Regions from separate parts of the Homo sapiens genome. Here region 1 is linked to region 2. A link is a contact called in ENCODE Hi-C or POLR2A ChIA-PET data. All regions are on one chromosome and are shown on one strand. Each heading gives the region's core, a stretch centred on a gene start or an enhancer-like site at or near the end of the contact. The rest is flanking DNA. Distances are from core to core; before and after follow the strand shown. Region 1 holds the start of B3GALNT2 (beta-1,3-N-acetylgalactosaminyltransferase 2). Region 2 overlaps ARID4B (AT-rich interaction domain 4B).

Region 1 (4,094 bases), core at 1,201-3,700, 230 kb before region 2:
AGTGATCCTCCCACCTCAGCCTCCTAAAGTGCTGGGATTACAGGAATTACTGTCTTGCAATCTTCACTCACTTTAGTCATGAGATTATTAGGGGACAGTAGAAAACAGGTAAGTGGAAAGGTCACTGGTCCTATGAACAAGTACTATAGACAGCTCCCACTCTGATGTGATTTGAAGGATGTTACAAAGTTATTCAAAACTATTTTTGTTACAAGCTTGTCAGAGAGCCAGTGAAAAACTTCCCCTCTAGGTTGTTAAGTGAAACAACACCTTGATTATTTAATATATTCGGATGACTTATGTTTATTCTTCCCTTTAGTGCTCATTGTAACTTTGAACAGTTGTTTAAATACTGCTAGTTGATACTGCAATCTGTGTCATTTCAATCCCACACTCACAATTCCCCTACCCGGCCCTAATTGTTATATTTTCCAGAGCAGGAATAACCTTCTAACATGCTGGTTGAGTATATTTCTTTATTATGTCTATAGTCTGCGCCCTACTCCCCATCAACACAGGATAGGGATCTTTATTTTGTTCACTGGTGTATCTAAAGTACCTACAAAAGTGTCTGGTACATAATAGACACTCAATAAGTATTTGTCGAATGACTAGCTCTGCTGAAATGAGGGATTAGTCCTCTTTTTAGGATAACTCATTCTAATTCACAAAATGAAAATTTTACAATATCAACAGAGGCCATTTACTACCTTTCCTGAGGATAAAAATAGTATACTTTTTCTGGCAACCAATTATTACTTTCTTGCCTTTTCTTTTTATTTTTTTTTTGTTTGTTTGTTTGTTTTTGAGACAGAGTCTCGTTCTGTCACCCAGGCTGGAGTGCAATGGCGCGATCTCGGCTCACTGCAACCTCCGCCTCCTGGGTTCAAGCGATCCTCCTGCCTCAGCCTCCTGAGTAGCTGGGACTACAGGTGCCCACCACTACGCCAGACTAATTTTTGTATTTTTAGTAGAGACAGGGTTTCACCATGTTACCCAGGCTAGTCTCGAACTCCTGCCCTCAAGTGATCCGCCCACCTCGGCCTCCCAAAGTGCTGGGATTACACGCATGAGCCACGGCGAGCCAAAGTACTTTTTTCCCTTAAGCCTGTTTGAGTTGGGTCTTCTGTCATCCAAGACTTTTTTTCAATAATACAGTCACCTTCTGTTTCCACACTTGTGGAAACTTAAAAAAAAAAAAAAAAAAACCGCGGCCGAGCGCGGTGGCTCACGCCTGTAATCCAAGCATTTTGGGAGGCCGAGGCGGGCGGATCACCTGAGGTCAGGAGCTGGAGACCAGCCTGGCCAACATGGCGAAACCTCGTCTCTACAAAAAAAATACAAAAATTAGCTGGGCGCAGTGGCGGGCGCCTGTAATCCCAGCCACTCAGGAGGCTGAGGCAGGAGAATCGCTTGAACCCAGGAGGCGGAGGTTGCAGCGAGCCGAGATCGCGCCATTGCACTACAGCTTGGGTGACAGAGTGAGACTCCGTCTCAAAAACAAAAGCAGAAACAAAAACCGCCCCATAGCCCAGCCGCTCGTTCTCATCCTTCTCTCCCATCCTCACCCCAGTGCCTTCACCGCCCCGTCCCCGCTTTCCGGCTGCCTCGGCGCGGGCCTGGTGGGCCAGGAGGGCTCCCACCCGGGGCAAAGCCTCAAGACGCGGGGCCGGCGTTCTCCCTGGAAGGCTCGCTGCGGCCACCCTTCCCCAGGTCCCCGGAGCCCACGTTCTCCCAGCTCGCCCGGCTCCCGTTTCGCTCCCAGCTCCAGTATGAACCCGGAGCACGTGCAGTTCTACCCTGATTGGCTCGTCATCATCGTGTTCCACAGCCTAGTCCCCAGCTCGCTGTCTGTCACCCTGCGTTCCCAGAGCACAGAACCGGGCAAAGAGCCGGGAACCCACGGCACCAGAGCTAATCCCTGATGAGTCACCGCTCCAGGCGCGGACACTCGGGCTTCCTCGCCCCACTCTACGGGCCAAGGAGACGTCAGCAGGATCCCACCTCCCACAGCAGTCGAGCAAGAGAGCACGCGGAACAAAGGAGCTCTGCGTGATTTCACACAAGAGCCACTCGGATTTCCTTCAAATCTGAGGCAAAGCGCATTTCCCTTCGCGGCTCCGGGCAGCCTCCGAGCACCGGGTCTCCGGCACTACCTCCCCTGGGCCGTGGGGTGGCAGCAAACGTCAAGGGGGATGCGCATGCTCTGTGTGGGGCCTCGCCCTTCGCCCCCGCGGCCGCCGAGTGACGGAAGCGCGTGCTTAGGCTCATGGGAAATGTGGTTTCTAAACCGCGGGCGCCCCCTGCCTGGGCCCAGAGCGGGACTTCAGCTCCCGGCCGGCTGGCTGGCGCGTGTGGAAACGCGGGAGGAGAGGGCGGGGCGAGTGGGAGAAAAGGTGGGCGGAGCCGGTGGGAAGGCCAGGCGGAGGGGGCGGGGCTTCGGCCGGCTAAGCCGCGGCCACCCGCGGTCTGAGGGACCGGAGGAGCGGGGCCGGGAGCTGCGAGGAGCCCCCCAGACGTCGCCGAGCGCGAGGGCGGGCGTGCTCGGAGTGGTCGCTCGTCAGCCGCCGCCCCTCAGTCTCCGCACTTGCAGGTCCCCTCCCTCTCCGCCGGGACGCGGGAGAGCCCGGCTCGCGGCGGGGGCGGCCAATGCGAAACTGGCTGGTGCTGCTGTGCCCGTGTGTGCTCGGGGCCGCGCTGCACCTCTGGCTGCGGCTGCGCTCCCCGCCGCCCGCCTGCGCCTCCGGGGCCGGCCCTGCAGGTGAGGTCCTGGGGCCGGGCGGGTTGGCGGCCGCCGGGGGGGTGGGAGGCCCGGCTTGGTGCCGCGGGGCTTCGCCGGGAATTGTTGGAGGCGGGGGAAGGGCCAAACGCGACGGTCCCCAGACGAAACAAACGGCTCTTTTCATCCTTGGAGCGTTAACATCGGGCAAACTTGAGGGAGCTTTTCTCTTTTCGTGTCCCCGCCTCTTCTCACTTCCCCGTTTCCCTTAACGCCCGCAGAGCCGGCGCCCGCAGTTGCAAGTCCTTCGCCTGTCCCCAGGCCTGGTTAGTGATGTCCGACGCCGCCCGTTCGCCCGGGAGCGGAACCTCGTGTGCCCTTCAGCCGCCAGCGCTTTCTGCTTTGGGAGCTCTGGCTCTGAAGTTGTTTTCTTCCCCCCCAAGTTGTTGGTCTTTCTCGGTCAAGACTGGGGTTTTAGTGCCGTGGATAATGTGTGTGCGTGTTTTCAAAGGTGGCTCGGTTTTGCTTTTAAGGAATAACTTTGCTGTAAGAATATACTGTAGTTCGTATTCTTGGATTATGATGTAAGTCGGTTAAACAAATCTAGACATGAAATAGGGCATGGCCGAGAGTTGGAGTTGTTCCTGTGAGTTTGGATCGCATAACCTGCTAATGCAGTTTACATGGAAATATCAAATTCTTTAACGATCGTGTCCATTTGCTCTAAAACTTAATCTCTCGTAGGAATGAAACCTTTGTTCTTGTTTCGCGTCACAGCCTAATAGAATGCTTTACTTACGGTGCCCAGCGGATTGTTTTGTTAGTGGGTTCCACCACCCTGAACACTACTTTAGCTTTCCCTGTATCTCTTGTCTTCTTCTTTAAGGGCTTGCCCTAGAACATGAAAGAAACCTAGAAAGCTCTTTTAAATATTATGTAATACTTAATTTTGTAACTATACTGGGACTTTTTTCCCTTACCATCTCTCCCCAAAACAGCTGTTTTCTAATCCAAAAGTTCTTAAAATTAGAATTGAGTGTTTGCAGTTCAGCACTCTATGCCTTATAAGTAGAAAGTATTCGGCAATCCTCAAAACAGTCTCAGTTATATGAAATTATGTTGAGGTTATTTTGGTAACAATCTCTTTTCCTATTAGATCACTAGCTCTTTGAAAAGGATTTGTGTGACCTGAATAGAATTAAACACTATTTAAGTGATTTAATGAAAGTACAGTGTTGCTATGCACTTAACCAGTTGATGGGGTCAGGGTTTTGCTCAGTGTTTTTTAGGTTTTTGTGAAGTGAACTAAGAAGAGAACGCCATATATAAAAAATGCTTTGTAACAGCTGCTTGTGTGTTACAGGTTTCTCTCTTT
Region 2 (3,731 bases), core at 221-2,720:
AAAGGAAAGTCAGTATATAGTGTTACATCAATGAGTATTTAGCATAAGTTACCAAAGGGCTTACTACAGTAATATTCTGAATCTAGAATGAATTTTGTGACTTAGTGTTTAATACATGTTGTGTGGGTCCGTTTCTTTTGGTCACTAGACAAGTAATTGATAGGTTTTCAAGTGATTAAAGATTGATGTTTCTTGTTGATGACGTCTTTCAAAATCATATTCTTGAGGATATGAAACACGATTAAAAACTTGGTTGGTGGGGATTATTATTATTATTTATTATTATTATTACTTTTTGAGATGGAGTCTCGCTCTGTTGCCCAGGTTGGAGTGCAGTGGCGTGATCTCGGCTCACTGCAACCTCCACCTCCTGGGTTTAAGTGATTCTCGTGACTCAACCCGTGAGTAGCTGGCATTACAGGTGCCTGCCACCATGGCCAGCTAATTTTTTTTATTTTTATTAGAGACAGGGTTTCACTATGTTGGTCAGGCTGGTCTCAAACTCCTTACCTCAGGTGATCTGCCCACCTTGGCCTCCCAAAGTGTTGGGATTACAGGTGTGAGCCACCGTGCCTGGCTGGATTATTATTATTATTTATTTTATTTTATTTTTTTGAAACAGAGTTTCACTTTTGTTGCCCAGGCTGGAGTGCAGTGGTGCAAACTCGGCTCACTGCAATCTCCGCCTCCCGAGTCCAAGTGATACTCCTGCCTCAGCCTCCCAAGTAGCTGGGATTACAGGTGCCTACCACCATGCCTGGCTAATTTTTGTATTTTTAGTAGAGACTGGGTTTCACCATGTTGGCCAGGCTGGACTCGAACTCCTGACTGCAGATGATCCGCCTGTCTCAGCCTCCCAAAGTGTTGTGATTACAGGTGTGAGCCATGGCATCCGACCTATCATTTTTTTAGCTTGGTCATCCAGGCTGGAGTGCAGTGATATAGTCACTGCGGCCACAACCTCCTGGGCTCAAGCAGTTCTCCCACCTCAGCCTCCTTAGTAGCTGGGACCATAAGTGTTCACCACCTCTTCTGGCTTATTTTTCAAAATTATTTGTAGAGATGAAGTCTCGCTATGTTGCCCAGGCTCGTCTCAAACTCCTGGGCTCAAGTGATCCTCCTGCCTTGGTCTCCCGAAGTGCTGGGATTACAGGACTGGCCCAGTAGGGATTTTAAGGATTTTTTTTTTTAAATCAAACTCTTTTAAATGTTCTCCAGATGCTGTCTTTAGTGACTTGTTATACTAAAAAATGTTCTACTTATTGCCTTCTAATCCATGCCAGTAGTTATTACTAACATGCCCAGATACATTAAACCATAACAATGCCAGTTTCTGTTTCTGTTTGTATTCTGAATTTTGAACTGCCTGAATCCTCCACTAGGCTCCTCTAATTTCCAGATCATGAAAGTTTATGTTCTGAGAGTGCTGTTACTCCAAAGAAGATTCATTTGCATTTGAATATGATTGTGACCTCACTAGCAAGATGACAAATAACCTCTTCTCAAGGCAGAGTAGATTGGCTGTGTTACATGAGAAAGCTCCTTTGCTTTTTTGATACTTAGAACAGTGCCTTAAGTATAGTTGGCTTTTAATAATGTCTCTCCCAATTTCTCTCTTGCCTGTTTGCCGAGGCAGAAAATTCTAGTTAGAATATTTCTTTGGAGTTACTTAAATTTCCAGGAATATGCAGATACTCTTCTGTTAATATTTGTGACTATGCAGATATCCCTCTGGTTTATGAGATGTGGATCTAAAATTTACTTATAACCTAAAGTAGCTTAGGTTTTGTCTCCTAAAGTAGCTTAAATTTTAAGAAGATACACAGTGGGGCCATGTAAAAAACCAAAAATAAACTTTAAAAAATTGTAAGAAGAATATTAAGAAATATAGATAACATCCAAAGATTTTCGTGTTTTGGGAAGGGGTTGAGTTTTTTTGTTTTGTTTTGTTTTTTGTTTTTTTGAGACGGAGTCTCTCTCTGTCGCCCGGGCTGGAGTCCAGTGGCATGATCTCGGCTCACTGCAAGCACCACCTCCTGGGTTCACACCATTCTCCTGCCTCAGCCTCCTGAGTGGCTGGGACTACAGGCGCCTGTCATGACGCCCGGCTAATTTTTTGTATGTTTAGTAGAGACGGGGTTTCACCGTGTTAGCCAAGATGGTCTCGATCTCCTGACCTTGTGATCTGTCCGCCTCGGCCTCCCAAAATGCTTGGATTACAGGCGTGAGGCACCGCGCCCGGCTGGCGTTGAGTTTTAAAATATGCAGTAACTCTTACAATCCAGCAAAAAAAACAGACAAACAAAAAACAAAAACAAAAATGAGCAATTCAGAAAGATGGGTAAATAATATAAATAGATAATTAATAGAAAAATATGCAAATGCCCAATAAATATATATTACTTTACAAAATAATTTATTTTCAAATAATTCCAAATTTGCTGTATAAATAGTTCATGTAATCTCCTTCACCAGACTGGCCAGTTGTTAACATTCGATGTCATTTGCTCTATATCTAATTTATCTTTTTCTCTGTGTGTGTGTATACACAGAGAGAGATATATACACAGATTTGTATGTGTGTGTATATATATGTGTGTATATATACACATATATATTGTATACATATATGTGTACATATGTATGTACTCATTATCATTACGTTCAAACTTTTTAAGAGCAAGCTTAAAACACAATGTTCTGTCACCCATTGTACTCCAGTGTGTAATTCCTGATAAATAGAACAGAATAACTTCAACTTCGGTCTGTCTACTTTTTCTCATTTCCAGTTACTCTTGGCAGATATACCACAGAAAGTTGCTCTTTTGATATTACAGTGCAAAACGTTGCACAATTACACCACTAAAAATAATTCAGTAGTATTCAAAGATGATGTGAATATTCTGTTCATCAAACCACCTGTCAGCTTAGCATCTTTTGATAGCTCTCTGAATCAGCCACCTTTATGATGGTTGCCAAACGCTGATTCTCTGTCAGTTCTGTTACAGTTATTAACATTTTAGTATAAGGAAAAGCTTTATCTTTTCTACATTTTAAAACATTCATTCATTCATTCTTGTCAATATGGACTCACGGATTTCATTTTTACTGAATGCATTGTAATTTGTTACCAACTTTTTAAAGTGAGATATAATTAATTTACTGTGGAATACACAGATCTTAAGTTGATCAGTTTGACATACATATATATCCCTAAGGAGATAATAGCACAAATAATATTTATTTTAATGCTCAAACTTTCCCCCATTTGACCAGTAAGAGGAAAACCCCTTCAAGATGCTTCCTGTGTCTGTTTGAAATGTCCCTATCATTAATCGCACCATTTCTTTACTTTCTGACACAAGATGTTTCAGATTCTTCTTGTGCTTTTCTCTGTCCAACCTTGAAATCAACCATTTTTCTAAGGATCCTAATTCCTTATAATGGAGAGAGTTATTTAGAAATCAAGACGTGGGCCGAGGCGGGTGGATCACGAAGTCGGGAGTTTGAGACCAGCCTGACCAACATGGTGAAATCCCGTCTCTACTAATTAGCTGGACATGGTGGCGAGCGCCTGTAATCCCAGCTACTTGGGAGGCTGGGGCAGGAGAATTGCTTGAACCTGGGAGGCAGAGGTTACAGTGAGCCGATATCACACCATTGCACTCCAGCCTGGGCAACAGAGCAAGACTCCATCTCAATTAAAAATAAATAAATAAATCAAGATGTAG

Evidence for each region. A loop is a pair of places that touch in the nucleus more often than their neighbours do. ChIA-PET counts read pairs that join two places held with the same protein, here RNA polymerase II (POLR2A). Pooled maps may share reads with other maps.
Region 1: a map of ovary shows a loop between it and region 2 (8-fold over the local background). The contact joins the promoter of B3GALNT2 here to the enhancer-like site in region 2. A Hi-C loop is called at or near these places in 1 of 168 maps with a recorded cell type or tissue (ovary) and 4 of 50 pooled maps. POLR2A ChIA-PET finds 5 or more read pairs at or near these places in 4 of 52 experiments (CD8-positive, alpha-beta memory T cell, H1, MCF 10A and 1 more).

What each region holds. Positions count from the first base shown.
Region 1 is chr1:235,502,808-235,506,901 of GRCh38, reverse strand. B3GALNT2 (beta-1,3-N-acetylgalactosaminyltransferase 2) reads left to right here and starts at 2,450. Exons shown (of 12, transcript NM_152490.5): 1 at 2,450-2,761. The coding sequence starts at 2,650. RefSeq lists enhancers at 1,852-1,971, 1,672-2,348 and a silencer at 2,282-2,921.
Region 2 is chr1:235,268,515-235,272,245 of GRCh38, reverse strand. All of the region lies in intron 2 of ARID4B (AT-rich interaction domain 4B), which reads left to right. Among named protein-coding and RNA genes, the nearest start is that of ARID4B, 58 kb to the left of the region's middle. RefSeq lists an enhancer at 201-789. Within about 2 kb of position 1,470, at least 2 of the 41 ENCODE cell types and tissues checked have a DNase peak (open chromatin) inside an H3K27ac peak, as active enhancers do.